Linked DNA regions of Homo sapiens: region 1 is linked to region 2. The links are chromatin loops, found by intact Hi-C in ENCODE. Cell type or tissue: B cell. All regions are shown on one strand. Each heading gives the region's core, and the rest is flanking DNA. Links, peaks and the distances in the headings are about the cores only. Region 1 has its middle 41 kb from the start of LINC02229. Region 2 overlaps MAST4 (microtubule associated serine/threonine kinase family member 4).

Region 1 (15,760 bases), core at 7,611-10,110, 290 kb before region 2:
TACAAATTGAAGCAGAAGAGTGGAGGGCTTGGTTACTGAGAACAGCCTGGATAGACAGTGGGTAGTGGCTGACTCTGAGATGCAATTTGAGGGACACAAAGAAAGTCGCTTCTCTGACCTCATGATTTTGTTGGGAATTTGGGTCCGTTTAATATAACAGGAGAAATGTACTGCCTAATAACAATCTAAGAGGAGGCATGAAATCACATAGCCACGTCATATGGCTTCAAATGCTGCTAGATCATGTATGTGGCAATGACAGCTGCTATCCCATGTATATAAATTTTAACATTGTCATCATCACTTTCATCATGATGGCAAATATGAGAAAAATGCGGCATGGGCACTCAACTTCTAGCTCTCTATCTGGTATGCTTTCCTCTTCTTCAGAGGCTGGAGAGCTAAAAGAAGCATTTGCTAAACACCCTTACAGCTAGAGTTCTTGATGACATTAGGTTTCTTTAACTAGATCCACCCAAAGGAGATTTGAAAGGAAAAAGTGAGGCATTGGACATCTTTCTACTGTTTTTGCAATATTTTTCTGGCAAGCACACTTGTGAAGGTGCTCCACAGCACCTTCTGTGGAGGATTTTCTGTAGCAGGATTCCAGTGTCCAGTCACTGGCTTCATGGGCATCAAGAGGTGAGGTGTGGAGCACTTTTTTTTTTTTTTTTTGCCAGTGCACATCTACACATCTAGCAGGCATGGGTGTAATCTTGGAGCTTCCAGTTGCAGCATCAGTAATGTCCTGATCTCTGGATCACAGCAAGGATACCACTGGGAAGTCAGCAATTCTAGCAGGAATCTTATGAGTATCTACTTTCCTGCCTGAGGGCAAGGTAGCAGTTCCCCCTGATGACCAGTTGCATAGGGTTGTTCTTGGAGGCCCAATCTAGCTCCCTATTCTAGCCTTTCTCATGAATTTGCAAGTACCCATGACTCTCTACTAAATCTGCTTTCACTTAAGGTAACTAGAGTGCTTTGTATTTTCTGCCAGCGAATGCTGATTGACACAATCACCATGATCCAAAAGATACACATTGAAAAGGTAGAAAATAGTGGGCAGGGGGTGGGAGGAAGAGAATACACAAAGTGACTGAGTTTTGTGCCCAAACTTAGTAGACTGAGGAGAAATAATTAAAATCAGGAAATCTTCAAGCAAAGAAGAAAAATGAAGTTAGATCCTAACCTTACAGCATACACAGAAATTAACTCAAAAATCTATCAAAGACATTAATGTAAGACTAAAACTATAAAACTGTTAGAGGAAAACAGAGGGGTAAAATGTCACAATATTTAATTTGGCAATGATTTTTTCTTGGATATGACACCAAAGAAAGGCAATAATAGAAAAACTAGGTAAGTTGGACTTCATCAAAATTTAAAACTTGTGCATCAAAGGACAATGCCAACAGACTGAAAAGGCAACCCAGAGGCTGGGAGAAAATATCTTCAAGTCATATATGCGATAGGGTTTAATATCTATCATATGTATTTTTAAAACTCCTACAATTCAACAACAACAAAAAAATAAACAACCTGATTCAGAAATGAGTAAGGAACTTGAATAGACATTTCTTCAAAGAAGATATACAACTGTCCAATAAGCACATGAAAAGATGCTCCATGTCACTAGTTCATTGAGGAAATGCAATTTAAACCAGAAGGAAATATCACTTCACACACATTATGATGACTATTATAAAAAGCCATCCTAATCAGAATAAATTTGATTATTTGAAATCAAATAATCAGAAAATAACAAGTGTTGGTGAGGCTATGGAGAAATTGGAACACTTGTGTACTATTGGTGAGAATGTGAAGTGGTTCAGCCCCTGTGGAAAATGACATGGTGGTTCCTCAAAAAATTAAAAATAGAAATCACGATATGATCCAGCAATTCCACTTCTGGGTATATATCCAAAATAAATGAAAGCAGGGTCTTGAACACATATTTGTATGCCCATGTTCATTGCAACATTATTCAAAATAGCTAAATGGTGGAAGCAATTCAAGGATTCTTCAGGGGATAAATGTATAAACAAACTGTGATATATACATGCTATGGAATATTACTCAGCCTTAAAAAGAAAGGAGATTCTGGCCGGGTGCGGTGGCTCATGCCTGTAATCCCAGCACTTTGGGAGGCCAAGGTGGGTGGATCATGAGGTCAGAAGATTGAGACCATCCTGGCCAACATGGTGAAACCCCATCTCTACTAAAAATACAAAAGTTAGCTGGGCGTGGTGGCACACACCTGTAGTCCCAGCTTATCAGGAGACTGAGGCAGACTGAGAATCACTTGAACCCAGGAGGCAGAGGTTGCAGTGTGCCAAGATCATGCCACCGCACTCCAGCCTGGGGACAGAGTGAGACTCCATCTCAAAAAAAAAAAAAAAAAGGCAAATTCTAACTTGTGCTATAACATGGATGAATCCTAAAGACATACTAGGTCAAATAAGCCAGGATAAATTACATGCTTCCACTTTTATGAGATATCTGGAGAAGTCAAATTCATAGAGGCAGAAAGTAGAATGGAGTGTGAACCCCGAATATCTGAGACAGGTCTCAGTTAATTTAGAAAGTTTATTTTGCCAAGGTTGAGGACGCACTCCCATGACACAGCCTTAGGAGGAGGTCCTGACGACACATGCCCAAGGTAGTCAGAGCACCGTGGTTTTATACATTTTAAAGAGACATGAGACATCAATCAACATATGTAAGATGAACATTGGTTTGGTCCAGGAAGGCGGGACCACTGGAAGCAAAGGTGGGAAAACTTGAAGCAGGGAGGAGGCTTCTAGGTCATAGGTAGATAAGAGATGAATGCTTGCATTCTTTTGAGTTTCTGATTAGCCTCTCCAAAGAAGGCAATCAGATATGCATTTATCTCAGTGAGCAAGGGGTGACTGAATAGAATGCAAGGCAGGTTTGCCCTGAGCAGTTCCCAGCTTGACTTTTCCCTTTAGCTTAATGATTTTTGGGGCCCCAATATTTATTTTCCTTGCACATTTCCCCCCGTTTTCTTTTTAAAAATCTTTTGGAGAAAGCATTTTAGAAGAAAATGAGTCTCTGGTCTCAGGTTTAGTCTGATCCCTCTTGGCTAGAATGGTTTATTCCTAAACAGTAGGTCCTGAGTTATAATGAAACTTCATTTTTAGCAGGTTGTGAAGTCTCATGTCCTATGAAGAGAAAATAGGGGGAGGAAGGGAGAAGAAGAAGAACAACAGACAAAAGAACAATCCTGGAAAATCAATAGGCCACATTACTCTGAAATCCATACATCAGCAGGAAGGTATGAAAATTGCAGTTATTTTTATTGATTTATTTATTTTTTTGAGACAGAGTCTCACTCTGTCACCCAGGCTGGAGTGTAAAGGCACGATTTTGGCTCACTGCAACCTCCGCTTCCCAGGTTCAAGCGATTCTCCTGCCTCAGCCTCCTGAGTAGCTGGGATTACAGGCACGCACCACCACACCTGGCTAATTTTTGTATTTTTAGTAGAGATGGAGTTTCACCATGTTGGCCAGACTGGTCTCAAACTCCTGACCTTGTGATCCGCCCACCTTGACCTTCCAAAGTGCTGGGACTACAGGCATGAGCCACCTCGCCCAGACAGGGTCCTGTTATTTTCTTCTGAAGTTTGTGTTGTCTAGCTTCAGTTCCCAGAGCTTTACAAAAGCACAGCTTAGTTTTCAGTGACTCCAAATTAGGAAAAAGGGAGGAAAAAGAAGGAAAAAAATTGAAAACATTATTTTGAAGCCTTGTAGCAAAAAAAATTAGAATTTGGTCCAAACAGTAGAAAATAATAAAAATGGAAAAACATTAAGCAGGACTAGAATCTAATTTTTCTCTCTCCAGTTTACCATTTTTATTAAAAACAAATCATGGTAGGACTGATTTGCTTTATTATACTTGGCCTGATTATTTATATATGGTGTAGAAAGACTAATTATTTTTTACATAGGCTTTTAAATTGGCTTGATGGAACTTTGTTCCATAGAAGGAATCTCAGACAAGACTTTTTTAAAGCTGAGCCCAGCCATGGATTTTTACCATCAAATACCTGCGAGTTGGGTGAATTCCTCTCCTCTTGAGGTTCCAAGATAAACATGGGGGCTCCTGGGCCTGTCAGAAAGTGGCATTCTTTACTTACCACAGGTCAGGAATCCTGTACAGGGACTGTATAGACAAGGTATGAGGCCGGTTTTCCCAAGGGGCTTTTATTGGCTCCATAAATCAAGTTTGATTCCTTAAAGGAAAGCACACCATTCCAGTCAAAGCCTTGGTAAATAACCAGTTTCTCCAATTGTGCCCTGTTATAAAGGAAAACAGATTCTTATCGCACTTACGCAAATAACTGTATTGCCGTAAATTAAGAATAGCCACAAATAGTTTCCAAATTCTAGAGAAATCAGGTACAAAGGAACAAATATGTTCATGTTCTAAGTTTTGTTCACAGTATACTGAATTGTTAAAAGCTGTTAAGAGCTCAAAAGAGAAGTTTCCTTGACTCTGAAAAAACAAAACAGAGGATCAGCAACGTTTTAAGCAAAAAGTCAAAAAGGTTACTTCAGTCTTCTACTAGTTCAGTCCATGTAGTTAATTCCTGTTCTGCTTGATAATCATGAATATTTTAGTTCTCCATGAGCCCTGAAAGTTTTTCTTTTATTCTGATGTCATAATCTACAAAATTATCAAAAACTTGTATTCAAGAGCACCTGTTAGAGTTTTACAGCTGATTATAAAACGACCTTCTAAAGAGGACCAAAACAAGATAACAATTGTCTGTGAATGACAAAAACTTTTAGGGCAGCCATAATCAAAGACACAATTGAGAAGTAAATTTGTTACCTCAGTGGCACACAATAATTTAACATAACAATTATAATTATTTCTGATAATGTACATTAAGTCATATCAGAATTATAGGAGTTTGCCATAATTTCAGAATGCATACAAATAACATATTTATATAAATACAGCTCAAAGAAAACAAACACCACTTCATATTTGACAACATTTCTTGTATAATTTTTATACCAAAGAAGCCAAATGATATCATTTTTGAACTCTAGGAAACCTAATATCTTAAAGGATTAAGTCTGTCAGAAAAAGACAGAATTGATAATTTGATTTTGTAAAGTTTGTCAAATATCAAAGGTTTAAAACAGTTGATATCACAGGTCATTGTAAAATAAGTCATTCATTTGAACAAAGTAATAATGCAAGGATTTCAAAAAAAGGGTGAAAACCTTAATTCTTTGAGAGAGGAGACTTAATTTTCCAAACAATAAGCCCTAATAAAATAGCATGAATCCAAATTAAATTTGTTTTTCAAAAATTTATAAACAATGTATAAAATTTTAATCTTGATCATAAGATATAACTTCCATAAGCCTTTTATAACCATTATACACTTGATTAAGGGGTTGGTTAATGCTTCAAGGAAACCTTGTTAATCTGACACAGGGTTCCATATGCTGGTCTTGCATCAGTGTGCCTTTGATATTAATGATTAATTTATGGAGAAACAGAACTTATTTTATCTCTCAAAATTGGCCCTTACAATTGCACATGCCCACCTCTTCCATGATAGTCTCTGGGCCTTGTGGAGTTGAATAGCTTTAATTTCTGGCCCTGTGTCTTAGGAATGCAGTTTATTTTGATTGGCATCTTCTACCAGGCCTGAAGATGAGGCTTTAATTGCTGTCAGTGTTTAAAATTTAGCAGGACTTGGTGTCCTTTTTAGATCCAGGAGTCAAAACCCTGTAACTCAGTGTCAAAAGTACTTTAAAAGTACATATAGAAAGATATACAGATGTAATAACCTTAACTACAAAATTTTTTTTTAATCTCAGTTTTTTTCCTAAGCAAACCAAAACTTAGTAATAATGGCATAGGAATTGTTTCGATAAACCATAAAATCTGTTTGTTACCAAAAGGCAAAGGAAAAGATCTTCTGGACTGCACAGAATATTATGTTGGAAGAAAACACTGCCTTTAGACCTTTAAGAAAACATTGTTAGCATTAGGTCACTACAAACAGAACTCGAGGATAGAACTTACATGAGCTGAAAGTGAGCTGAAGGAGAACATTACTATTTCACACCCTTCAAAAGGAAAGAAAAGCCAGATATGGTGACTCATGCCTGTAATCCAAGCACTTTGGGAGGTCGAGGTGGGTGTATCACTTGAGGTCAGGAGTTCGAGACCAGCCTGGCCAACGTGGTGAAACCCTGTCTCTACTAAAAATACAAAAATTAGCCTGGCATGGTGGTGCACACCTGTAGTCTCAGCTACTTGGGAGGCTGAGGCAGGAGAATCGCTTGAACCTGGGAGGCAGAGATTGCAGTGAGCCGAGATCGTGCTACTGCACTCCAGCCTGGGTGAAAAAACTAGAGATGGTCTCAAAAAAAAAAAGAGAGAGAGAGAGAAAACCAAAATAGTTTAACTTTGGGTTAAAAAAATTAAAATCTCATATAATTTATTAAGAATAAGTCAATCCCTTAAGAAAATTTCATTGTTCTAACCAATTATTTAGTGTTTAAGTGTTTTTTTACATCAAGCCCAATCTCTAGAAAGACCATTGTAATTTCCCTTTAGTTATAGACAACATGATCTTGTAAAAGTTTTTTAAATAAATCTTCTTATTGTGACTTACACAGGCCATACATGATATGCTTGGACTTTCTAGTTTGTCCTGAACATCCATCTTCCTTAAACAACCAGTCATTTTATTTTTTATTCTAGGACTAAATTTACCATACAAGATTCTTTCTCCGTAAAGTTATTTCTCTTAAGCTTTCTTACAAAAAACAAAAAAACCACAAAAAACCTTTATTTTTGTAACTTTCTTTACATCTGTCTTATTTCCTGGTTCCTTTTACCTTATTTTGTACATAACCCTTAAATAAGCTTTGAATTAGATAAAAATTGTTCACCTTTTAAAAAAGGAAGCACATTTTTTGAAAGAATGTTTTCCTACAAATACATTTGTATTGGAAAATACTCAAATAATGAAATATCTATTATTATTACTATTTTTTTTGAGACTGAGTGTTGCTCTGTTACCCAGGTTGGAGTGCAGTGGCACAATCTCAGCTCACTGCAACCTCCACCTCCTGGGTTCAAGTGACTCTCCTGCCTCAGCCTTCAGAGTAGCTGGGATTACAGGCATGCACCACATGCCCCACTAATTTTTGTATTTTTAGTAGAGGAGGGGTTTTGCCATGTTGGCCAGGCTGGTCTCAAATGCCTGACCTCAGGTGATCCACCTGCCTCGGCCTCCCACAATGTTGGGATTACAGGCGTGATCCCCTGCACCCAACCTGAAATATCTATTAATTTAATATAAGTTTAGATTCTAAATTATGATGAGTTTGTCTACAGGTATTTATCCAATTACATTTACCCAATTATTTTATTTTTATCATTTACCTAGATTATTTATGAAAACTGTGATTGTCATTATATAAAGTTATGGAACCACCACTGCAAAATTATAACTGAGACAATGAAAAAGATCTGACCTAACTGACTCCATCTTGCTTTTAACCTCCGAACTGTCCTTGTTCATTCCTGGGTGTAGGCCGAACTAACTTTGGGGGGAACTTAGTTTGTACTTTAGCTTTGAAACAAAGACAATAACAGTTCTTTCCCAAAACAAATGTTACTGCCTGTGGACTAGACTGCCTAAAGCCACAAGATTAGAAGTTGTGGTGATCTTACTAAATTCAAGATATAGCTATTTTCATTAAACCAATATCAATGTCTTATTTATTAAAAATTACACAAGCAAAGATCATCCTGTCTTGGGCTTGGTTTATAGTTTTTTAAACCCTATACCAAATTTTGACACCTTACAGTATTTGGCAGGGATAAGTATGAAGCTGCTTAAGTAATAAATGCAAACAAGAATATATGCTGGCAATTCTTAAGACATTTCTAATATTATTATACTTTACCAATAATTTTTAAAATAGCTTATTAAAAATTTTATTTGTTACATAAACTTGAAAAAGCATTTGACTACCTTTTCTTTTTTCCTTATAAAAATTAGAGCTCTTTTATATATTTTCAGTAGTGAAATATTGGGTACACAACACATAAACACATAGATGTATTAGGCATGCCGATAGAAGTACATCTTATAGATTCATAAAAACCTTTTTCCCCATCTTATACTTTCAAATTCTTGATAACCTGTTTCAATAGGTAAACTGTATCAACTCTTGCTGTTTCAATAGGTAACCTGTATCAACTCTTGATAACCCTAGGCAGTCATCAGCTAAATAGTTTTAAATTTGCATATTAAAGGAAACAACTCAGGTGAAAATAAAATAGTAAAACTTACATCACAAGGTACGGAGAGAAAAAGTCTGGTGTGCTAGAGAGAAATGAAAATGGATTTAATTGCCAATTAAACATAAAATTACATACATTATAAAGGCCTTTTAAATACACACACACACACACACACACACACACATATCCTATAGCTTTTACAGAACTTTAACCATGAGATAAATACAAATTCACTGGCTTGCAAACAAAAAACCTATTGGATCCAAACTGTGATTTTTTTTTATCATAATAGAAAAATAACAGCAGATTTAAAGCAGGCAGAAAATAAAATAGAGAAAAAGGAGAACTTAGGAACTCTATAGTTTGCAGGTCTACTTTAGGGCTCTTTTTCTTTAATGTAAATGTGCACAAAGACGATATTACTTCCATTTTACATTAACTCTGGCAAGTAGAGGTGCCATAAAACCTACAGAGTGCTCGCAAGAGGGTCATTCTTCTTGTTTTCTCCTCATTCTTAGGTTATTTGTTTCACACTTTTTTTTTTCTTAAGAGAAGGAACTGAGCTGTAGCCTAGGGTTTTTGTGTGGTGGATTGATGTGTGCTGCTTGTAGACAGGACTCCACAGTGTGTCACCAGTGAGTTGTTTCCGTCCTGTTATGTATCTCAGTTTCTCTCTCTAGAGGTCTATGACCTCTGAGAGGGCTCCAAACACCAGGTGATCAGCCCTTATATGCATTTCCTAGATGAGGCTTTTTTTTAAAAGTTTTTTTTTTGTTGGGGATTACCCTTCAGGGCTGCTGCATGTTGCAGGGGGTCAACCCCATAGACACTCCCATGAGGACCCTGATCACCCAGGGGTGCCTTTCAGCTGGGAGGAGGAAAATGCCCTTTCTCTTCAGAGCTGAGAAAACTCAGTCTCTCATTTACCTATGGAAACAACAGTTCAGTTCCTCATGCAAATGTGCACAGATAAGCTGAACTGAGATTAATTTTGGGACAAAAAGCAAATAGAGAAGACCCTTTAGAATGCATCTTCAAACTAGAATTAGGATCTTTAAACAATAACTTCATAGGAGGAAAAAAAAAACAACAGCCAAGACTACTTCCTGTAAACTGTGCTCAGCCACCGCTACTTTGTAGCTCTCATTCACCATTACACATGCCAAGGTCAAATCCTCTCACAGTACAAGGTAATCTCTGGTATCCCCAAAGCCAAAGAGGTCAGGTCATGCAATACAGGAAAACAGAGCTTTAGACCCAAGAAGAATCTGCCCATGACTCTTGAAACTCCACAAAGGAAATGGAACACCCCAAAAGGGGTGAGTGGCACCTTTGTTCTGAATTCTTTAAAGAAGTTCAAGTCATTAGAAGCCTTCTCTAGATTTTTTGGTACTGTAGATGGCAAAAGGGGGTAGGACATATAAGGTGGAAGAAAATAAGCGAAAGAACACTTTTTTTTTGAAGACAGGAAGGCAAACACAGAAACCAAGTGCATGTTTTTTGGGGTTTTTTGGGTCTCCCCCTTTGCAGCTGGGAGGAATTTTAGCCAAATTAGAGAGGCTTTGTTAAACTGTAATTTGGAATTCTCACTTGGATTTGACCAAGTCAGGTAGAGTTGGTCAAATCTGTTGAGAGAAAGACCAGAACAAACAGCAACAAAACCCCCCAACAATATGATCACTGAACGCTCTAATGGTAAGGAGAAATTAAGACCAGTTGGTTGTTAAACTTTAGCCAAGATAAAACCCCAATTCTGCTACTTACCTATGGATGGGTCTCAGGCTGAAGACTGCCCTCTACCATCCTAGAAGCAGGGAAAAAACTCAAACTTGTCCTCTCTACTGAGAGCGAGCTCAAACTCCATAAAGAAGTTACCTGCCTTCCGTCGTCGTGGAAACCAGAAATCTTGCCTTCCTTGTTGGAAGCAAGTAAAACTTAAAAAAAAAAAAAAATGGGGTTGGGGGAGTTGTACAGCAAAATAAACTTTAGATCTTGACCAAAATTTGGGAGATCGGGGTTCTCTGGAGGGTGTGCTCCCAGATCTCAGCAAATTGTCCATAAAGTTAGCTCATGCTGGTACCAAACACCAATAGGAGATTTGTCAGAATCCCTTCATGGTTACCAAAAATGTGAACCCTGAGTATCTGAGACAGGTCTCAATTAATTTAGAAAGTTTATTTTGCCAAGGTTGAGGACACATGCCTGTGACACAGCCTCAGGAAGTCCTGATGACATGTGCCTAAGATGGTCAGAGCACAGTTTGGTTTTATACATTTTGGGGAGACATGAGACATCAATCAACATATGTAAGATGAACATTGGTTTGGTCCAGAAAGGCAGGACCACTCAAAGCTAAGGCAGGATGATTTGAAGCAGGGAGAGGACTTCCAGGTCATGGGTAGATAGGATAAGATGATTGCATTCTTTTGAGTTTCTGATTAGCCTCTCCAAAGGAGGCAATCAGATATGCATTTTTTTTTCTTTTGAGATGGAGTCTTGCTCTGCCGCCCAGGCTGGAGTGCAGTGGCACAAAATCTTGGCTCACTGCAACCTCCGCCTTCCAGGTTCAAGCAATTCTCCTGCCTCAGCCTCCCAAGTAGCTGGGATTACAGGCACCCACCACCGTGCCTGGCTAATTTTTTTTTTTTTTTTTTTTTTTAGTAGAGATGGGGTTTCACCATGTTGGTCAGGCTGGTCTCGAACTCCTGACCTCGTGATCCACCTGCCTCAGCCTCCCAAAGTGCTGGGATTACAGGTGTGAGTATCTCAGCTGAGCAAGGGGTGACTTTGAATAGAATGAGAGGCAGGTTTGCCCTGAGCAGTTCCCAGCTTGACTTTTCCCTTTAGCTTAGTGATTTTGGGGCCCCAAGATTGATTTTCCTTTCACAGGTGGTTGTTGAGTGGGGAGCAGATGGGAAGTAATTGTTTAATAGGTACAAAGTTTTAGTTGGAGAAGATGAAAAAGTTTTGGAGATGAATGGTGGTGATGGTTTCATGACAATGTGAATGCACTGAATGTCACAGAACTGTTCCCTTAAATGGTTAAAATGGTAAATTACAGTTATGTATATTTTACCATCATTTCCAAAAAAAAAGAGGAAAAATCTAGGCGATAGGTTTTCATCAGGAAATACTAAAAGAGACCTTGGTAGGATGTGGAGAAAGAAAAACTTAAGAGGCAAAATACAAAATAATGGGAGAGAAGTTCTTGGGTAGCTTGGAGAACAGATTTCATTATTTGAGAGTCACCTATCTCTAAACTTTTAGAAGAGCAATACATAAATATATTTCAGTTAGTATTATTATATTTCCAATGAGAAGTAATATACATTTGTATAATGTTGATGTGTGTTACACTCAAGACAGAATTTCATGGATCCCATATGTCCATGTTTAGATCTCAGACTTAATTCCCCAGTAGGACATTTTAATCTATTTACAATGTAAAATAATAACGATAATAATATAATTTGAGAATTGGCATGGAGTAAATTGTCCAGGTTAACTTGTAATAGTACACCATGTATTTGCTGTAACTCTTCTATGTGACATCATAGTGAAGATTTGATTCAATTATGGAAGATAATCTGTTGGGAAGAAGTGCCAATGATGTTTTTAAAAGAATCTGTGAGTCCTGGAATACTTTGATTTCAAAGTAATTAATTCCAAGGGGAAACTTTCTGAGATGAAATAATGAGGTTATTTGGCTATGAGAGCTTTCGTAGTCATGAGGAAAAAAGGAAGCACAATTCTTTTGTTAAATTAGCACTGCATCACAAAAAAGAGCTAAAAAATGACTGATTGCAAGTATAATGTAGGGAATAGAAGCATCTGGTTCAGGCATAAATAACGAGGCTCTTCAACATACGGCACTAATTTGCGTTTAAGCCTCTGTAATCTCACCTTTTCAAATTGCTATGCCTTTCTCAAGATGGGCTACTCTGGGTATCAATGTGGAGCAGATAGCACAGGGGAGAGCAAATGTCTGCCTGGCCTGTTTCTGTGAGGAAGAGGTGTTCAGTATTAAGAAAGGGCTTGTGGCAAGTGTGTGTCTCTGGCTCCAATTCAGCCACAGTGACAGCTGAAACCGGAAAATGAATGGCATTAAGTCCAGTCAGAAGGCTTTAAAGGTTTAAATTCTCCTCATTTCTAATGCAAAACTGAAAACCTAGCTTTGGCAAAGCACAAAAAGATAACTTCTTTTTTTTTTAAGTCCTGCATCTCCATACCAAAGAGAGTTAGATTACATTTAGAGTCTAACTTTAACAAAACTAGAGAGGACTAAACAGCCCCTTCAAAGTTGGTGGCATCGAATGGACCTTCCTTTTCTTGTCTCTTGAAGAAGAGTTGCAGCAACATTCCTTCCGACTGCGGTGTGTCTGCCTTCAGGCTTTCTTAACCTCCAGGCAGCCACGCAAACCCTGGACACTGGGCCTCTGAACTCTGCTTCTAACAACTCACAGAGTAAGAAACTGGGAAAAAATACATTTGCAGAGAGGGCTGTAGATGCCCAGTATTTCTGAGATCATATAGGGTAATGTTTCCTTTGGATTTAACTATTGAGAAAAATGTCTCTTTGGGAGACATTTCTCCTTGGGTAATGCCACATTTAGGCCTAGCTTCCCTCGATTTTCTGAGGAAAGGGTTCTAACCCATGGCAGGGTCCAGCCTGCTTCACTCTCAACCTGACCCTGACTCAAGGCAGCTCGGTTACTCAGCCAGCTGCAGCCATGATCTTTGGCATCATAATGCAGGTTATGTCCTTTTTCTAATCTTTGGGAACAAGTCCTGTTCTTATAAACAGCCATCCTGTCTTCTCATGGGAGAAACTGCACAAATTTTCATGACCCTTTCTCATAAATCTAATTTTTAAATTGATTTTTTGGTAAAATAAAACAGTATCAAAAAAAGTTGTTCTCTGAGCTGACTGGTTGCCTGTCTCCCTCTGGTCCGCCCCCTACCACTCCTGAGCAGGAGTCTCACACAAAGTCCCAAGTGCCCAGGGCTAAGAATGAAGATTTACCAGCTCTAAACATTTTCATATAGATTATCTCTAATGGTTAAGATAAATATTTGTCTTTTCATTTTTTTACTTCATTGCCGACACACTTGAATTTTCCTGACAGTAGAATGCTGAGTCTTATCTCTTATCTCTTTGTTGGGGTAGTAGATTTTATTTCATGTTCTGCTCCACAGAAACACAAGCAACTGATTTTGTAGAATTTTTCTCCCTCAGAAATGACTCATGTAACTGAGGATTTTGAGGCCACGTAGACATAGCATATGCTTTCTCCACTTTTCTAATACTTGAAAAACCTCATATTGGCGTCTGATATATTTGTAATTACTGATTTTAGCTCAGATTTTCAAACTATAAAGCTCTTGTTATATTCTAAAGTTATCTCTCAAAGATTTATAATCTTTGCTGGGTGTGGTGGTTCATGTCTGTAATCCCAGCACTTTGGGAGGCTGAGGTGGGCGGATCACCTGAGGTCAGGCGTTCAAGACCAGCCTGGCCAACATGGTGAAACCCTGTCTCTACTAAAAATACAGAAAAAATTAGCTGAGCATGGTGGTGGGCTCCTGTAATCCTAGCTACTCTGGACCTCAGGCACGAGAGTTGCTTGAACCTGGGAGGTGGAGGTTACAGTGAGCCAAGATCGTGCCACTGTACTCCAGCCTGGGTGACAGCAAGACTCCGTCTCAAAAAAAAAAAAAAAAAAAAGGTTTATAATCTCCATGAAAGTCTATCAACTGAATAGTAGATGAAAACATAAGTTTGGATCCATAATAATTCCCTGCTGCAGTAAATACAAATGACCAACTGAAATACGAACAAACAACACCTTCTTGTCCAATTTATTTTTTCCTGTATATGTGATGGCTGCTAAACGTGTTCATTTCCCCAGTAAACTGCTCTTCTTAAAGAGCATATCCCAATAGACTGGGGGAGGGGATAATTTAGAGGACACAAGATGAATGTAGGTGTATCTGTGTTAAGCTCCATGTGACTACTCCTATTCTGGAAACTGAATTATATTTGCCCAGATTACAAAAGTTGATTATTTGCACACATTTCCGGCAAAACTTTGGAAATGCCAAATTATACCAGTTAGGACTTTCAGATTATAGGTTGAAAGCATGGTCAAATGTATTTGGTAAACATAACAGCTACTTGTTGTCTCTGTGGCAGCAAAAGCTCTGGAAAAATCTGCAGCCGGGAAGGTGATGAAAGGTTCTGGGCACTTGGTGCTTTCTAGAATGGAGTTGTGGCTCTGTACAGCACTTTAGAAAGCCAGAAGCAGCTGTCAGCTTGGGCAGGCTGGAAAAGTGCATGACATCAGATCAGTCTGAGCTTCTCTCATTATTATGCTTGAAAACTAAGCTCTGATTTTTTCTTATCTTGCCCAAATTCCTATCTAAGGGGTCTGGGGAGTCATGAACTACAAACCATAAATTCTCATCAGATGGGTTTTATTTAATCCTATATATTGTGACTTACTTTCCAATCTGACTTTGGAATAATATTATGTGACAAAGAAGAAAATCAAAATATTTTGCCCCAAAACATGTTTCTTTGCCATACTTTGAAATGACCCTGCAAAAAACTGTCCTTTGTGGAGAAAAATTTGCATCTGTAAAGAACCTCTATTAAGATAGATAGATCTTTTTTCTTCCAGGCCCTCCCAATCCTGAAGAGATTAACTGAGAGTCTAGCACCTTTTAAAGATCTGAATAGGAAACATGTGTCATCTATTGTCTCTAAGGGCAGCCACTATGACACTTCAAAAGAACCTTGGTCTCCACACTCTTTTATCTCAACCAGAACATTTCCTTTCTATTGATCCCAGGTCTTTTTTTTTTTTTTTTTTTTTTTTTTTGAGATGGAGTCTCACTCTGTTGCCCAGGCTGGGGTGCAGTGGGGTGATCTCCGCTCACTGCAACCTCTGCCTCCCGGGTTCTAGCCATTCTCCTGCCTCAGCCTCCCGAGTAGCTGGGATTACAGCTACAGCACCATCACACCCGACATTTTATTTTTTATTTTTTTTGTATTTTTAGTAGAGACGGGGGTCTCACCATGTTGGCTAGCCTGGTATTGAACTCCCGACCTCAGGTGATCCACCCACCTCAGCCTCCCAAAGTGCTGGGATTACAGGCGTGAGCCACCCTGCCCAGCCGATCCCAGGTATTTTTTTTTTTTTAGACGGAGTCTCGCTTTGTCACCCAGGCTGGAGTGCAGTGGCCCGATCTCAGCTCACTGCAAGCTCCACCTCCCGGGTTCACGCCATTCTCCTGCCTCAGCCTCCCGAGTAGCTGGGACTACAGGTGCCGGCCACCACGCCCGGCTAATTTTTTCTGTTTTTTAGTAGAGACGGGGTTTCACCGTGTTAGCCAGGATGGTCTCGATCTCCTGACCTCGTGATCCGCCTGCCTCGGCCTCCCAAAGTGCTG
Region 2 (15,760 bases), core at 8,066-10,565:
TGATAGGGTGTGGGCTTTGCCAGGGGATTTCTAGGGACTGAAGTAGAGAAACATGACTAGGTATGTGGGTTATGGTGTTCCCAGGATAAAAATAGTCTTAATGCAAGGAACTGAAAGGATTTTCTCTAGATGTTCCTCTCCTCAACTCCAATGAAGTTCCCAGTGGGCAGGGATTTCTGTCAGTTTCGTTCCTTGCCCTTTTGCCAACTGCTGTGTCCAGAGCAATACCTGGCACACAGCCGCTTAATAAATGTCTATAAAAAGAGATGAGTCTTCATAAGGAAGGATGCTATGCAATATAGGCCCTTCTTTACTTGTTTATAAGAACAGAGCAGCAGGATTTATAGGACCCCTTCCTTCCTTCTTTCCTTCCTTCTTTCCTTCCTCCCTTCCTTCCTCCCTCCCTCCCTCCCTCTCTCCCTCACTCCCTCCTTCCTTCCTTCTCTTCCTTCTCTTCCTTTTCTTCCTTTTCTTCTTCTTAGATGGAGTCTCACTCTGTCGCCAGGCTGGAGTGCAGTGGTGCGATCTCGGCTCACTGCAACCACTGCCTCTCGGGTTCAAGCAGTTCTCCTGCCTCAGCCTCCCAAGTAGTTGAGGACTACAGGCGTGCGCAACCACACCCAGCTAATTTTTGTATTTTTAGTAGAGACAGGGTTTCACCATGTTGGCCAAGATGGTCTCGATCTCTTGACCTCATGATCCACCTGCCTCGGCCTCCCAAAGTGCTGGGATTACAGGTGTAAGCCACCATGCCTGGCTGGGACCATTTCTTACAGTATCATTAAATGGAAGAATGCATTCTGGGTGGTATAATCCAACATGACTGTCAGCAAAATCAATTAATAGGTCCCAGGATGGTGTGGTCTAGGACTGTAGAGGTCTTGGTGGTCTGACTCAATCTATAGTTAGATTTTAAGATGCTAGGGAAGGGGCCTTGCATATTCTTCAGGCACTGCAGAGAATAATAAATGTTTTTCTATTCTTTGAGTGGTATAGAACAGAGATAAGAGTGCCTGAGAGGTGTCACTCAGGAGGGCCAGTTAAATAGAGCTGCTGCAGGTTGTAGCAGACATCAGGCCAAGGTAAGGGGAGGGAGACTTGAGCTGAGCCTAGGGCGATAGTGACATTTATCAGTATCACTTGTTACTGAGTGTGTCTGTGTGCCAGCTCTTTTCATGCATCATCTCTCTGCATCCTAACTGCATCTCTGAGGTCCAGTCTGAGAGAGAGGTAGCTTGCCCAGGACATGACATTGGGATTCTGTTCCTGGCAATTCCCACTGGGGCTAGGTCCCTCACCACTGTACTGCTCCGTTCATGCCAAAAACATAGCTACAGATGCCCGTAGCATAGGCGATCACACCCTAGAATTCTGTGCTCTGGAATACAGGTATGAGCATTACAGCCTGAAATAATGTAAAATCAGTTTAAATCAAATTCTCACTTGAGCCATAAAAACAAAACACAAACCAAAACCTTGGTATGATTGTAAAGAGTTTAATTTCCTTGTGAACCATTGATGATGATGTACACTCACAGAGATGTTTGCCTAGACAACGAAGTGACTTACTACAGGACAATGATATTAATAGTCATAGCTGTCATTCATGGTGCACTTCCTTTGTGCCAAGCACTGTCTTAGGTGCTTTACATATATGTACTGTCTTCATCCTTACTGCCACCCCAGTAGATAGATATTTATTGTTACTAACATCTCATGGTTGAGGAAACAGGTGCAGAAATAGTTAAATATCTTAATTAGGATAGTAAGTGTCAGCTCTCATCTGGGCTTGTAACCACTGTGGAATTAGTATGAAACGAATAATGAGTGTTTTAACTGTAGAAGCCTGTTCTATCAAATTTTAAAATATTGATTATAGGCTTCGGTTTAAAAGTAGATAAAATCCAATTTTGAAATAAAGTCATTTCAGGTTGCCAATTTGATTCTTTATTGGGTGGCAGGGATGAGAGAGAGAGAGCAGTTAATTAGGATTACAAGCATAGTCTCTGCAGTTTTATAATCTATTTTCATATCTTTGGTTTCTTAAGATATTTAATATCAAGAAACAGAATAACTGAACAATGTCTTCATAATCTATGTTATGAATCAGTCTCTTCTCTTTTTTTAAGCATAAAAAGGACTTTACTGGTGAGCCTCTCATTATGTATGCAGATGACATTGGTGATCCCTTTGAACTAATGAACTTTGGCCTTAGGGCATGTGCATACTGGATGAGTCTTTAAAATGCATGTGCTGAGGGAGGAGCCAAGATGGCCGAATAGGAACAGCTCAGGTCTACAGCTCCCAGCGTGAGCGACGCAGGAAACGGTGATTTCTGCATTTCCATCTGAGGTACCGGGTTCATCTCACTAGGGAGTGCCAGACAGTGGGCGCAGGTCAGTGGGTGCGTGCACCGTGTGCGAGCCGAAGCAGGGCGAGGCACTGCCTCACTTGGGAAGCGCAAGGGGTCAGGGAGTTCCCTTTCTGAGTCAAAGAAAGGGGTGACGGACGCACCTTGAAAATCGGGTCACTCCCACCCGAATACTGCGCTTTTCCGACCGGCTTAAAAAACGGCGCACCAGGAGATTATATCCCGCACCTGGCTCTGAGGGTCCTACGCCCACGGAGTCTCCCTGATTGCTAGCACAGCAGTCTGAGATCAAACTGCAAGGCGGTAGCGAGGCTGGGGGAGGGGCACCCGCCATTGCCCAGGCTTGCTTAGGTAAACAAAGCAGAGGGGAAGCTCGAACTGGGTGGAGCCCACCACAGCTCAAGGAGGCCTGCCTGCCTCTGTAGGCTCCACCTCTGGGGGCAGGGCACAGACAAACAAAAAGACAGCAGTAACCTCTGCAGACTTAAATGTCTCTGTCTGACAGCTTTGAAGAGAGCAGTGGTTCTCCCAGCATGCAGCTGGAGATCTGAGAACAGGCAGACTGCCTTCTCAAGTGGGTCCCTGACCCCTGACCCCCAAGCAGCCTAACTGGGAGGCACCCCCCAGCAGGGGCACACTGACATCTCACACGGCAGGGTATTCGAACAGACCTGCAGCTGAGGGTCCTGTCTGTTGGAAGGAAAACTAACAAACAGAAAGGACATCCACACCCAAAACCCATCTGTACATCACCATCATCAAAGACCAAAAGTAGATAAAACCACAAAGATGGGGAAAAAACAGAACAGAAAAACTGGAAACTCTAAAAAGCAGAGCGCCTCTCCTCCTCCAAAGGAATGCAGTTCCTCACCAGCAACGGAACAAAGCTGGATGGAGAATGACTTTGACGAGCTGAGAGAAGAAGGCTTCAGACAATCAAATTACTCTGAGCTACAGGAGGACATTCAAACCAAAGGCAAAGAAGTTGAAAACTGAAAAAAATTTAGAAGAATGTATAACTAGAATAACCAATACAGAGAAGTGCTTAAAGGAGCTGATGGAGCTGAAAACCAAGGCTCGAGAACTATGTGAAGAATTCAGAAGCCTCAGGAGCCGATGTGATCAACTGGAAGAAAGGGTGTCAGCGATGGAAGATGAAATGAATGAAATGAAGCGAGAAGGGAAGTTTAGAGAAAAAAGAATAAAAAGAAATGAGCAAAGCCTCCAAGAAATATGGGACTATGTGAAAAGACCAAATCTATGTCTGATTGGTGTACCTGAAAGTGATGCGGAGAATGGAACCAAGTTGGAAAACACTCTGCAGGATATTATCCAGGAGAACTTCCCCAGTCTAGCAAGGCAGGCCAACGTTCAGATTCAGGAAATACAGAGAACGCCACAAAGATACTCCTCGAGAAGAGCAACTCCAAGACACATAATTGTCAGATTCACCAAAGTTGAAATGAAGGAAAAAATGTTAAGGGCAGCCAGAGAGAAAGGTCGGGTTACCCTCAAAGGGAAGCCCATCAGACTAACAGCGGATCTCTGGGCAGAAACCCTACAAGCCAGAAGAGAGTGGGGGCCAATATTCAACATTCTTAAAGAAAAGAATTTTCAACCCAGAATTTCATATCCAGCCAAACTAAGCTTCGTAAGTGAAGGAGAAATAAAATCCTTTACAGACAAGCAAATGCTGAGAAATTTTGTCACCACTAGGCCTGCCCTAAAAGAGCTCCTGAAGGAAACACTAAACATGGAAAGGAACAACCGGTACCAGCTGCTGCAAAATCATGGCAAAATGTAAAGACCGTCAAGACTAGAAAGAAACTGCATCAACTAATGAGCAAAATAACCAGCTAACATCATAATGACAGGATCAAATTCACACATAACAATATTAACTTTAAATGTCAATGGACTAAATGCTCCAATTAAAAGACACAGACTGGCAAATTGGATAAAGAGTCCAGACCCATCAGTGGGCTGTATTCAGGAAACCCATCTCATGTGCAGAGACACACATAGGCTCAAAATAAAAGGATGGAGGAAGATCTACCAAGCAAATGGAAAACAAAAAAAGGCAGGGGTTGCAATCCTAGTCTCTGATAAAACAGACTTTAAACCAACAAAGATCAAAAGAGACAAAGAAGGCCATTACATAATGGTAAAGGGATCAATTCAACAAGAAGAGCTAACTATCCTAAATATATATGCACCCAATACAGGAGCATCCAGATTCATAAAGCAAGTCCTGAGTGACCTACAAAGAGACTTAGACTCCCACACATTAATAATGGGAGACTTTAACACCCCACTGTCAACATTAGACAGATCAACAAGACAGAAAGTCAACAAGGATACCCAGGAATTGAACTCAGCTCTGCACCAAGCGGACCTAATAGACATCTACAGAACTCTCCACCCCAAATCAACAGAATATACATTTTTTTCAGCACCACACCACACCCACACCTATTCCAAAATTGACCACATAGTTGGAAGTAAAGCTCTCCTCAGCAAATGTAAAAGAACAGAAATTATAACAAACTATCTCTCAGACCACAGTGCAATCAAACTAGAACTCAGGATTAAGAATCTCACTCAAAACTGCTCAACTACATGGAAACTGAACAACCTGCTCCTGAATGACTACTGGGTACATAACGAAATGAAGGCAGAAATAAAGATGTTCTTTGAAACCAACGAGAACAAAGACACAACATACCAGAATCTCTGGGACGCATTCAAAGCAGTGTGTAGAGGGAAACTTATAGCACTAAATGCCCAAAAGAGAAAGCAGGAAAGATCCAAAATTGACACCCTAATATCACAATTAAGAGAACTAGAAAAGCAAGAGCAAACACATTCAAAAGCTAGCAGAAGGCAAGAAATAACTAAAATCGAGCAGAACTGAAGGAAATAGAGACACAAAAAACCCTTCAAAAAATTAATGAATCCAGGAGCTGGTTTTTTGAAAGGATCAACAAAATTGATAGACCGCTAGCAAGACTAATAAAGAAAAAAAGAGAGAAGAATCAAATAGACGCAATAAAAAATGATAAAGGGGATATCACCACCGATCCCACAGAAATACAAACTACCATCAGAGAATACTACAAACACCTCGACGCAAATAAACTAGAAAATCTAGAAGAAATGGATAAATTCCTCAATGCATACACCCTCCTAAGACTAAACCAGGAAGAAGTTGAATCTCTGAATAGACCAATAACAGGCTCTGAAATTGTGGCAATAATCAATAGCTTACCAACCAAACAGAGTCCAGGACCAGATGGATTCACAGCCGAATTCTACCAGAGGTACAAGGAGGAACTGGTACCATTCCTTCTGAAACTATTCCAATCAATAGAAAAAGAGGGAATCCTCCCTAACTCATTTGATGAGGCCAGCATCATCCTGATACCAAAGCCAGGCAGAGACACAACCAAAAAAGAGAATTTTAGACCAATATCCCTGATGAACACTGACGCAAAAATCCTGAATAAAATACTGGCAAACCGAATCCAGCAGCACATCAAAAAGCTTATCCACCATGATCAAGTGGGCTTCATCCCTGGGATGCAAGGCTGGTTCAATATATGCAAATCAATAAATGTAATCCATCACATAAACAGAACCAAAGACAAAAACCACATGATTATATCAATAGATGCAGAAAAGGCCTTTGACAAAATTCAACAACCCCTCATGCTAAAAACGCTCAATAAATTAGGTACTGATGGGACGTATCTCAAAATAATAAGAGCTATCTATGACAAACCCACAGCCAATATCATACTGAATGGGCAAAAACTGGAAGAGGAGTGGAGTAGGAAAAGATTGGATTGATTTGGACAAATATATATGCTAGCAGGGATACAGTTAAAAAGTTCAATGGTTATTTAGGAATTACCTTTGGAGTTAGCTGTGTTCAAAAATTAGCATATTAGTTTGGTATATGGAACAGATTCTTTCAAATGATGTGGTTTGCCATAACCTAAGGGTCTTTTCCACACATGAAGTGTTCAGTTTTTCAAAATACTAGAGACTCACTTTAGTTTCCAGTATGTCACCTTGAATAACAATTAATATAATTTTATTCTATTTTTTCAATAATTAAAGCCCTTTATGGCATGTGTTTTCTATTTTTTTCCTGTTATATTTTAAAGTACATATCAGAGATTTGCAATTGATTTGCTCTTTCCACCAATATTTACAGGTGCTTTTTATGTAGTTTGCAGTGTTCTAGGGATACAGCAGTGGACAAAACAATATAGTGCATAATTTCATGTAACTTTAATTTTAGCAGGGGGAGAAGAGCAAGAAACAAGTACCAAAGATCTCATATGTCATGTGGTGATAGATGCTCTGAAGAAAAATAAGAACAAGGAATAAAGGTTGAGCGTGCTGTTTTACATAGGCATTTACAGAGGGCATCCCAGGAAGAGTGACATTTGAATAGAGACCCAGAGGACAGAGGGGGCACAATAGCTAATATCTGGAATGTGTCGCAGGTAGAGGAAATGATAAATGTAAGGTCCTGGGTGGGAAGAGCCTGGGGCATCCAAGGTCTGGCAAGAGACCAAGGTGGATCGAGTGGAGTGGCAGGAGCTGGGACTAGAGAGAAGGACTCCAGCTGTGGAATTGGAGCATCTGGCTTCATTTTAGAAGGGTCACTGCTGTGGTTCTGAGAGGATGGAAGCACAGAGACCTCTTGAGATGCTATTGCAAGAGAGAAAGGGGATGGCAGGGACAAGGGTGGTAGGCATAGAAATGGTGAAGTGATCTTGGGTGTATTTTGGAAGTTGAGCCTGGAGGATTTACTAGTTGGATATGGAGTGTGAAAGAGAAGTTAAGAACAACTGAAAGATTTTGTGACCTGAGTAGCTAGAGAAAACAGAATTGCCATTTACTGAAATTGGAAAAAGCTTTCTCTTTCTGCTTATATGACCACTGTTAATATTTAAAAACTATGAATTACAGAACCCATGTGCTTGGGAATAGAAGTGTCTGAAAATGAGGTCGGAGAAAATTGTCAGTTAAGAGGCTGAAAGTTCTGTTTGTGGACAGTTCTAATATGCCTTTTTATAGACAGATGGGTGGTATTACTAGGGCATATAGCCGTAGATAAAGAAATCTGTGGTGCTTATTTGCAGATGGTCGTGATGGTGATGGCGGAGACATTAACAAAAATTAGATCGAGGCTTGTAAATGATGTGCCTTCATTTTTACTTTTTAAAATTTATTCTTTTAATTGAAAAATAAAAATTCTACATATGTATATGCATCATAATGTCTTAAAATATGTATGTGTTGTGGAATGGCTAAATCAAGCTAATTAACATATGTATTACCTCACATGCTTATTTTTGGGGAGTGAGAACACTTAAATCTACTCTGTGATTTTCAAGAATACAGTACATTGCTATTAAATGTTAACTATGTGCTTTTAATTCATCTTCATTGATATGGCCAAGCCACAATGTCATCGTGGAGGATCTGTTTTTTTCTCAGCCTGATAATTTGTAAAACAGCATATAATGGGTGGGGGCAGTAAATACAGAAAATCTAGGTATAGAATTCTGGTGATTGGCATTTCTATAGAACTGACAGTTTTGGAAACTTTCTTTCAATTCTGCCTCACACTTCCCTTGGTTATATACCTTTTATCCCTTAAGATGCTAACATGTTTCCTGTGATAAACTGCTAGCAAGAGCGGGTGTACATCCCTCACTTGTAGGTGGTGTCCTGTGCCCCTGTCTGACTTCTGCATTCAATAATATTAAAGGAATCCTTCCAAATTTTCTATGGCTCTTGTTGGAGGTGGTAAGAACTAACGTAGGAAATTTTAAGCAAATCCAGTCACACAAATCAGTATTTACTATTGGTGCATGAGGTAAGGACATATTGCTGTTTCAATGCAAGATACTTTGTGGCCAGCAGCATGTAGGTGACCACGGAGTAGGACCTGGCCCTCTAGGAGTACACAGCCTGCTTAGGGAGAGGAACCACAAGTATTTGAAGCAGGGGTATCATGCCCAGGCTTAGATGCCCTTGAACATCAGTGAAAGTTTCAAGACAGCCTCTGTCTTTAGTTCAACTCCTTGTAGTATGAAGACTTTGGGAGTCTGGAAAAGTTGGAAAACATTAAAATGGAATCATTTAAAGGACGAAGTCCAAAGTGACATGTTTGATGTCTACCATAAGCTCTAGGGTGTGATGAAGTGTCTTAAAAGGGATCATGAGTATTTGACTCAGGACAAAAAATGAAAAATAAATTGCAGGGCTGCAGTGGACCGTTTTGAGAAGCTTTGACTAATTGTAGAAAGAATAGTAAAGCCACTGACAACAGAGCAAATTTGGAAAAATGATCTATTTAGAGAGAGCCTGTTGGGAGTGTGATCGGATGTGAAGAGGAAATGGGATCTTGGAGCACTGCACTATGCTTATAGGTTTTCTGCTCATACTGTGCCTGAAACATTGGCAGCCCTCACAGTTCACTGCCTCAGTTTTCCCAGATTTAAAATAATACTCCCTTCTTGTGATTTTGATTAAAAACCTTGGCTTGTGGACTAACAGCTCATGTCTATATATGTGCGATATGTGATGAATTAGGTTTTTTTTCTGTTTTCTCCTTGATTTCCTTCTCTTTCTTCCACATTTGTTTCATGTCTTTTATGGCTTTCCTATTTAGGAATTATCTTCTTTCCTCTGCTTGTTTTTCTACCCGCTGTTAATTTGTGATACAGCAGTCTTCCCCAGAGTAATTAATTGTAATTCTACAAGCTGAAAAAATTTAACATCAGGTGAAAAATAAGTAGCAGATGCTGATGAACCTTAAATGAGAAATATTTGTATTTTATGCAGCTGTCACTCATAATTAAGAGAAAATAAGTAAGTAGAATGGACCCTAACTTGTTTGATTGCTTCACAGGGTAGGCATCCATTCTTAGTGCATTTACTAGGACTATTAAATAGTAGCTGTTATGGAACATTTTGTTCAATGTCTATGGCACATTGCCACCTTGTGGCTGCAGATTTGTCTTGTGATGTAAAAGTAAATTTTTTAATGTTAAGTCTACCTGATATAATCTTATGTTACATTTTTCCTGGTATTTATACGTTACCTTGCTCACAAAAGATTTGAGACACCTTATAAGACTACATAGAATATAGGATAAGAGAACTTGAGAGAATATTCTTGTTCTTAGAACAGGCATGTTGAAGTATTGAAGTATTTGGAGGGGGGTGAAGAATCATACTGCCTGCAACCAACAGTCCCCGTGCATGTGTGAAGAGGAGAGAGAGCAAAAACGGTGTGACAAAAGGTTAACTCGCCACTGAGAATATGGGTGTTTACCGTTCCTGTAACTTTTCTGTAGTTGCAAATGTTTTTCTGAAAAGTTTCTAATTTAAAAATTGGCAGAAAAAATAATTGGGGTATGAGCACAAAATGGAGCCAAAAAGGAGGCAAAAATAACCTCTACATTCTTTAATGATCTGACTCTAGATGAACTCAGTGATTTGGTTCTGCATTTTCTAGAGGCTATATGGAAACTTCTCCTTGGAGGCCCTCCTAAATAGGACACTGATGTAATAAACAGCAGCCCTCGACAAATACCTTGTGATAAGTTCAGCTCTGCATTTGAAAGGGTGTGTTTTTTTTTTTTCCTTTTTCCCAAGTGCACTCTGGAGTCCCTTTTTCCTACTGATCTGGCTTTGATCTTGGAGTGGATGGGCTGCTAGTTCTTCAAGGGCCTCTCACTAAAATACTGACCGGCAATGAGTGTGAGATGGTACTTACAGAGAAGTGCTTGAAATCCAGGTGTTAGGTCTTACTAATGAATACAGTTATGCTTAGGGGAATCTTTTAGCAGCTAAGCCGATGAGGTCTGTTCTATCTCAACTAACTTGGGAAGGGTTGCTCATAAACAGGATCAAATTTCCTTTTGTGTAATAGTTTTATAGAACTATTATTATTAAATAAATAGAAATAAATATTTCTATTTATTTAATTATTTTTTATTTATTTTTTGAGATGGGGTCTTGCTCTGTTGCTCATGCTGGAGTGCAGTGCTGCAGTCATGGCTCACTGTAGACTTGACCTCCTGGACTCAAGAGAGTCTCCTGCCTTGGCTTCCCAAAATGCTAGGATTACTGATGTGAGCCACTGCGCTCCGCCTGTGCAATGACTTTGAATATGATGCAGTGCATGGACAGACAAAATGGATGACCTAGTCTCCAGATTTCTATTTCTTATAAATACATCCATGATAATCTTCACCTGAAAAAATTTGACAAGTATAACCAGGTGATCACCTCTTTTCCCCATGAAAACAAAACAAATCTCAGTGAAGCGGCTCTTAAAATGCCCGGCTTTGAATAATGTTACTTGACTCTTCTGTTTTTAAATTTCTACAGAGTTAACCTTTTTATGTACTTTTTTGAGGGATCTTTAATAACTAACTGGAAGTATGTAGGTGTATATGAAAATTTTTGTCCTTTGCAGCTGTCTTAGACACATATTCATATGTACTTACTTGAAGGTGAACATTTTAGATGGTATGGCTCTATTAAGTATGAGAGGCTTTCTTACAAAAACAGGCAGATCTTGAAATAAGTGTTGTGACACAAGGGATTCTTTTGTAGAATGCTGTCTCTTGAAGTGACTTTGGTTTCTCTGATTCTTGTGACAGGTTTTCTTTTAAAAAGCTATAAAGTGACGTAGGGATGTATTGATTTCCATTAAGGGCTAGGGTACTTAGAAATTTCTCTCCTGTACAACATATATTTGTGAGCAATATGTGAATTTTCTTTTGTAACCCACTAAAGAGAGTGATCTATTGCTTCTCTACAGAGCGACAATCTTCAATTTTGGGGGAGACCATGTACAGAAAGACATGTTTTATATAGTGACCTAGGATACACACACATACACGTATAACTGAATAAAACATTTCATGAAACAATCCTTTCCCTTTCTTCATTGGACTGTGATAATTTCTGTTCTATTGCATTAAAAAACACCAGTCACAATCTACCAAACTTGATTTCATGACCCACTAATGTGCTGTGACCCACAGTTTGAAAATCACTGCTGTCGAGATTTTGCAGCAAGCCAGACTCTCTTTCGGAAGGAAGATGTGACAGTGAAATTCTAAATTCTCTAACGTAGCAAAATTGAACACAGTGTTGGGAGAATGGAGTTTGAGAAGGAAAAGAAAGGAAGAAAAAGTGTGAATGATTGGTCTTTCATTCTAGGCTGTGTTGATGCCCTAGCCAGTGATGCCATTCTTCCTCTTTCTGCAGCTTGACCACATATTATCCCCTCCACCCATGCCGTTTCGGAAATGCAGCAACCCAGATGTGGCTTCTGGCCCTGGAAAATCACTGAAGTATAAAAGACAGCTGAGTGAGGATGGAAGACAGCTAAGGCGAGGGAGCCTGGGAGGAGCCCTGACTGGTGAGTCGCAGCGGCTTGGATGAGAGAAGGAATTGCATTTCTTTACAAGGTCCTGCATGGCCCCAGAGTTCCACATGTAATCAGCTTTCTTAAGAATGGGCCTGCCTCTGCAGACCATTTCATAAAAATCTTATCTAATCCAGAAAGCAGTTAAATTGAAAATTTTATTAATAAACTTTGCTGAAATATAATTTACATGCAGTGACAATATCCCCTATTTATTTATTTATTTATTTATTTATTTATTTATTTATTTATTTATTTTTTGAGACAGAGTCTCGCTCCGTTGCTAGGCTGGAGTGCAGTGGTGTGGCATGATCTCGGCTCACTGCAACCTCCGCCTCCCAGGTTCAAGCGATTCTCCTGCCTCAGCCTCCTGAGTAGCTGGGATTACAGGCACACACCACCACGCCCAGCTAATTTTTGTATTTTTATTGGAGACGGGGTTTCACCGTGTTGGCCAAGATGGTCGTGATCTCTTGACCTCGTGATCTGCCTGCCGTGGCCTCCCAAAGTGCTGGGATTACAGGTGTGAGCCACCGCACCCGGCCAATATCCCCAATTTTAAGTTTATGTTTGGATGGATTTTTGCAAATTTATACCTCAGTTTAACTACTGCCGTGATCAGGATATAAAATGTTTCCCATGCTCTTCCTAGTCAAACCCACCCTCTACTTCCACCCTCAACTCCAAATCCTTGGCCCTAGGCAGCCATAGATCTGCTCTGTTATTATAGATTAGATAGACCTTATCAAGGGGTTTACATTAATGGAAGCAGAGTATCTACTCCTTTGGTCTGGATTCTTTTGCTCAGTGTGATGTTTTTAAGATTCACCCATGTTGTTGCGTGTGTTAGTAGCGTATGTTTAACTTTATAAAATTAGGTTCTAGTGTTCTATACTACTGTAGGATAACTGTAATTAACAAATATATATAATTTCAAATAGCTAGAGGAATGATATTGAATGTTCCCAACACAAAGAAATGATAAATGTTTGAGATATGATGAATATGCTAACTACCCTGATCTGATCGCTATACATTATATGATTGGAACATCACTAGTACCTCATGAATATGTATAAATTATTCTTTGTTAATAAAAATAAAATTAGAAAAGAAACTGCTAAACGGTTTTCTAAAATTGTGCCATTTTACATTCCTGACAGGTATGGATGAACGATCCAATTGCTGTGCGTTCTTGCTAACCTGTGGTATTGCCAGTTTTAAAAATTTTAGCCATTTTCAGTGTTACATAGATGTATCACATTGTGGGTTTCATTTATGTTTCCTTGGTGACTAGATAATCTAGAACACCTTTTCAAGTGCTTATTGGACAATTATTTGTGTCTCGTGAAGTATTGGTTCAATTCTTTCACCCCTTTTTAAATTTCATTGTTAAAATTGAGAAATTTTCAAATCCAGAAAACTCACAAATTATTTTTGACTGCAAAATACCCAAATTAAGATAAGTTAAAGCCTAGCTTTTAAAAGGTAACTCACCACTTAAAATTGTATGTTATTAACTATATACCACTGAAAGCTGGATTTCTGTTATTTCATCAGAGTACTTTTTCCTCTAGATATAAATATTTTCACGGAACTTTGTTTCTTAAAATCCCCAAACAGAGTTTTCTTTCTACATGATGGTCTTGTCTACCAGTTTAAAAATGGCCTGGAAAGTAAGTTGAATTACTCATTTTTTTTTTTTTTGGAGAACTATGGATTTTGACGTTTTGAAGATGAAATTTCTGGGAACAGAAGTGCTACTGCCACATGATTAGTGGAGTCTGGGACATCTGACCCTGTGTGCCACTCTGCTGGAACAAAAGGCCAAACTACCTCAGGCCAAGGGGGAGAAATTCATCAAAAAAACTGCTGCAGTTTAAGGCAAATCTTTTCCCTTGAGTTTACTGATGCTCTTCTAATGCTTGTTAGGATATTTTTCTTTGCTTTCATTTCATAAATGCAGACTATTTGCTTTTTAAAGTAGGAGATCCCAAAGATTATTCTCTTGTAGGTAAGAAAATTAAATCTTAAAGGTTAAAAGACTCATCCTTTTATTTATTAATTTCACTTAGGAAATTTACTTACCTTGATTCAACTATTTTTGATAGATAGGAGGGGCAGTAATTATTCTATCCATTTTTGCTAAAGCAGTTTACATAAAGCTTTAAAATAATGCAAGGGTATGGCTGTTGATCAGATATATGATCTCAAACATGAAATTTGGCCTTTAGCTTTGAAAATAAATAGCCGGACTTGATTCTCTTGTCATAATTTTAACAGCTCTAGCAAGTCAATCCTTAGACAATTAGTTCGCTACACAATTACTTTTGGTAACTAAGTCTTTGGTCAGATAATTTTTTTAAATGTTTAATAGTCCTTAGAAGAGCTAAAAAAAAAATCCATCGAACGTCAGCCTGTTTTTGAAGACAGTTCCTTGAAAATTATATTAGAATATGAAAAAAACATTTTTAATTGTTCCTCTGTATGGTTTAGCTGAAGATTTAATGAAATAATATACACAAAGCAGCTAGCCCAGGCAGCTGTTAGTATTATGTGCATAACTAATTGAATTTGGGGGGATTTGGAGTTGATGGGTGGCATGGGCTCATGGAAATGAGTTTGGTACCCTTATCGACTGGCTTGCTACTTGGTGTTAGGCACTGTGTTCATGTCAGGCTAGTGTCAGATGTTGGAGCACAGAGAAGACAGCATCTTCCCTGATCTTTAAAAAATGTGTTTTCCACTAGTTTTAGGTAACCAAATAATCACATGTGATCTCATCTTGGGACATACCCTGTTGCTAAACTTAAAATAAGTCTTACTGGTTTTTCCATCAGAGGCCCATGCCTGATCTAATCTGTTACTTAACAACTGACCACCTTCTCATTGTTTTACTTTGTTTTAATCCAAGGATCTTTTCTTTGGCAGCATTCTGCTTTCCTTAAAACAAAGATTTTTAGTTTATGGTTGGACAGTTTTGCCAACCAATTATCCTTGATAAGGTTCACTAAACTTTTAGCTTTTTGAAAGGAAGATCTGTGATCAATTTATATATTTATCCCTTATAATGATAGCTAATATTAAAAGCTTACTGTGTAGCAGGCATTGTGTTTAGGGAATTATATTTACTGGCTTATTTAATCCTTATAACATCTGTGTGTGTCTATGAGGGAGACACTGTTAGCTCATTTTACACATGAGAACACTGAGGCACAAGCAGGTTGAGTAACTTCCTTGAGGTCACAGTCCTCACAACAGAAGGCGAGGATTTGAACCCAGGCATCATGGCTCCAGAGTTCATGCTCACAACTGCTACACTGTTCCTAGCATAGTCAGTACCTAGTAGGTTTTAAATAAACTCTTAATTCCAGCAGTATTAACTGGAGTGAATCTTAGGTGGGAAAATTGTTCACTCAGTTAAAATTTGTGGTTGGCTCAATCTGTAGGGCTCCCAGTCGTTTAATTGTAAAAATAAAGTAAAACTAGGCAATTAGTACATATTTAAAACCTTAAAATTCACACATTGGTCGACCCAGAAATTTGACTTCTCAGAATTCATCACAAGGAAACAGTCATATGTCAAGAGAATTAACCTTAGTTATATATAAAGCAGTACCATTTATAATAATTAAAATTTCATATTATCTAAATAGCTGGCAAATGAATACTGCTTAAACATATTATGGTACGCACATAAAATGGAAAACAATTGTAAACATTAAAGGTCATATTATAAAAAATATGTTTTAATATTGAAAGAGACTCACAATATATTAATGTGAAATCCCATTGTTAAATGGTCTCATAGTGTCTCATACTACCTAAGACTTACTGTATTTGTAATTAAATAATTGTATACAGACGGTCCCCCACTTACTATGGTTTGGCTTTTGACTTTTCAACTTTATGATGAGTTT

The links. Hi-C counts contacts between places; a loop is a spot of excess contacts. Peaks named below come from ENCODE experiments on the same cell type or tissue, not always from the same donor. Only the 100,000 strongest peaks of a DNase experiment are listed, where the experiment ranks them.
Region 1: it touches region 2 in a loop (16-fold over the local background); 2 of 110 quality-filtered maps call a loop at or near these places.

Annotation. Positions count from the first base shown.
Region 1 is chr5:66,463,222-66,478,981 of GRCh38, forward strand. No RefSeq gene overlaps it. Among named protein-coding and RNA genes, the nearest start is that of LINC02229, 41 kb to the right of the region's middle. In B cell, for the core only: no CTCF peak of the experiment used is centred there; a DNase peak (open chromatin) is centred at 8,960.
Region 2 is chr5:66,748,029-66,763,788 of GRCh38, forward strand. MAST4 (microtubule associated serine/threonine kinase family member 4) reads left to right here. Exons shown (of 29, transcript NM_001164664.2): 2 at 11,681-11,834. Among named protein-coding and RNA genes, the nearest start is that of MAST4, 160 kb to the left of the region's middle. In B cell, for the core only: CTCF peaks have their summits at 9,386 (motif pointing left) and 9,590; a DNase peak (open chromatin) is centred at 9,393.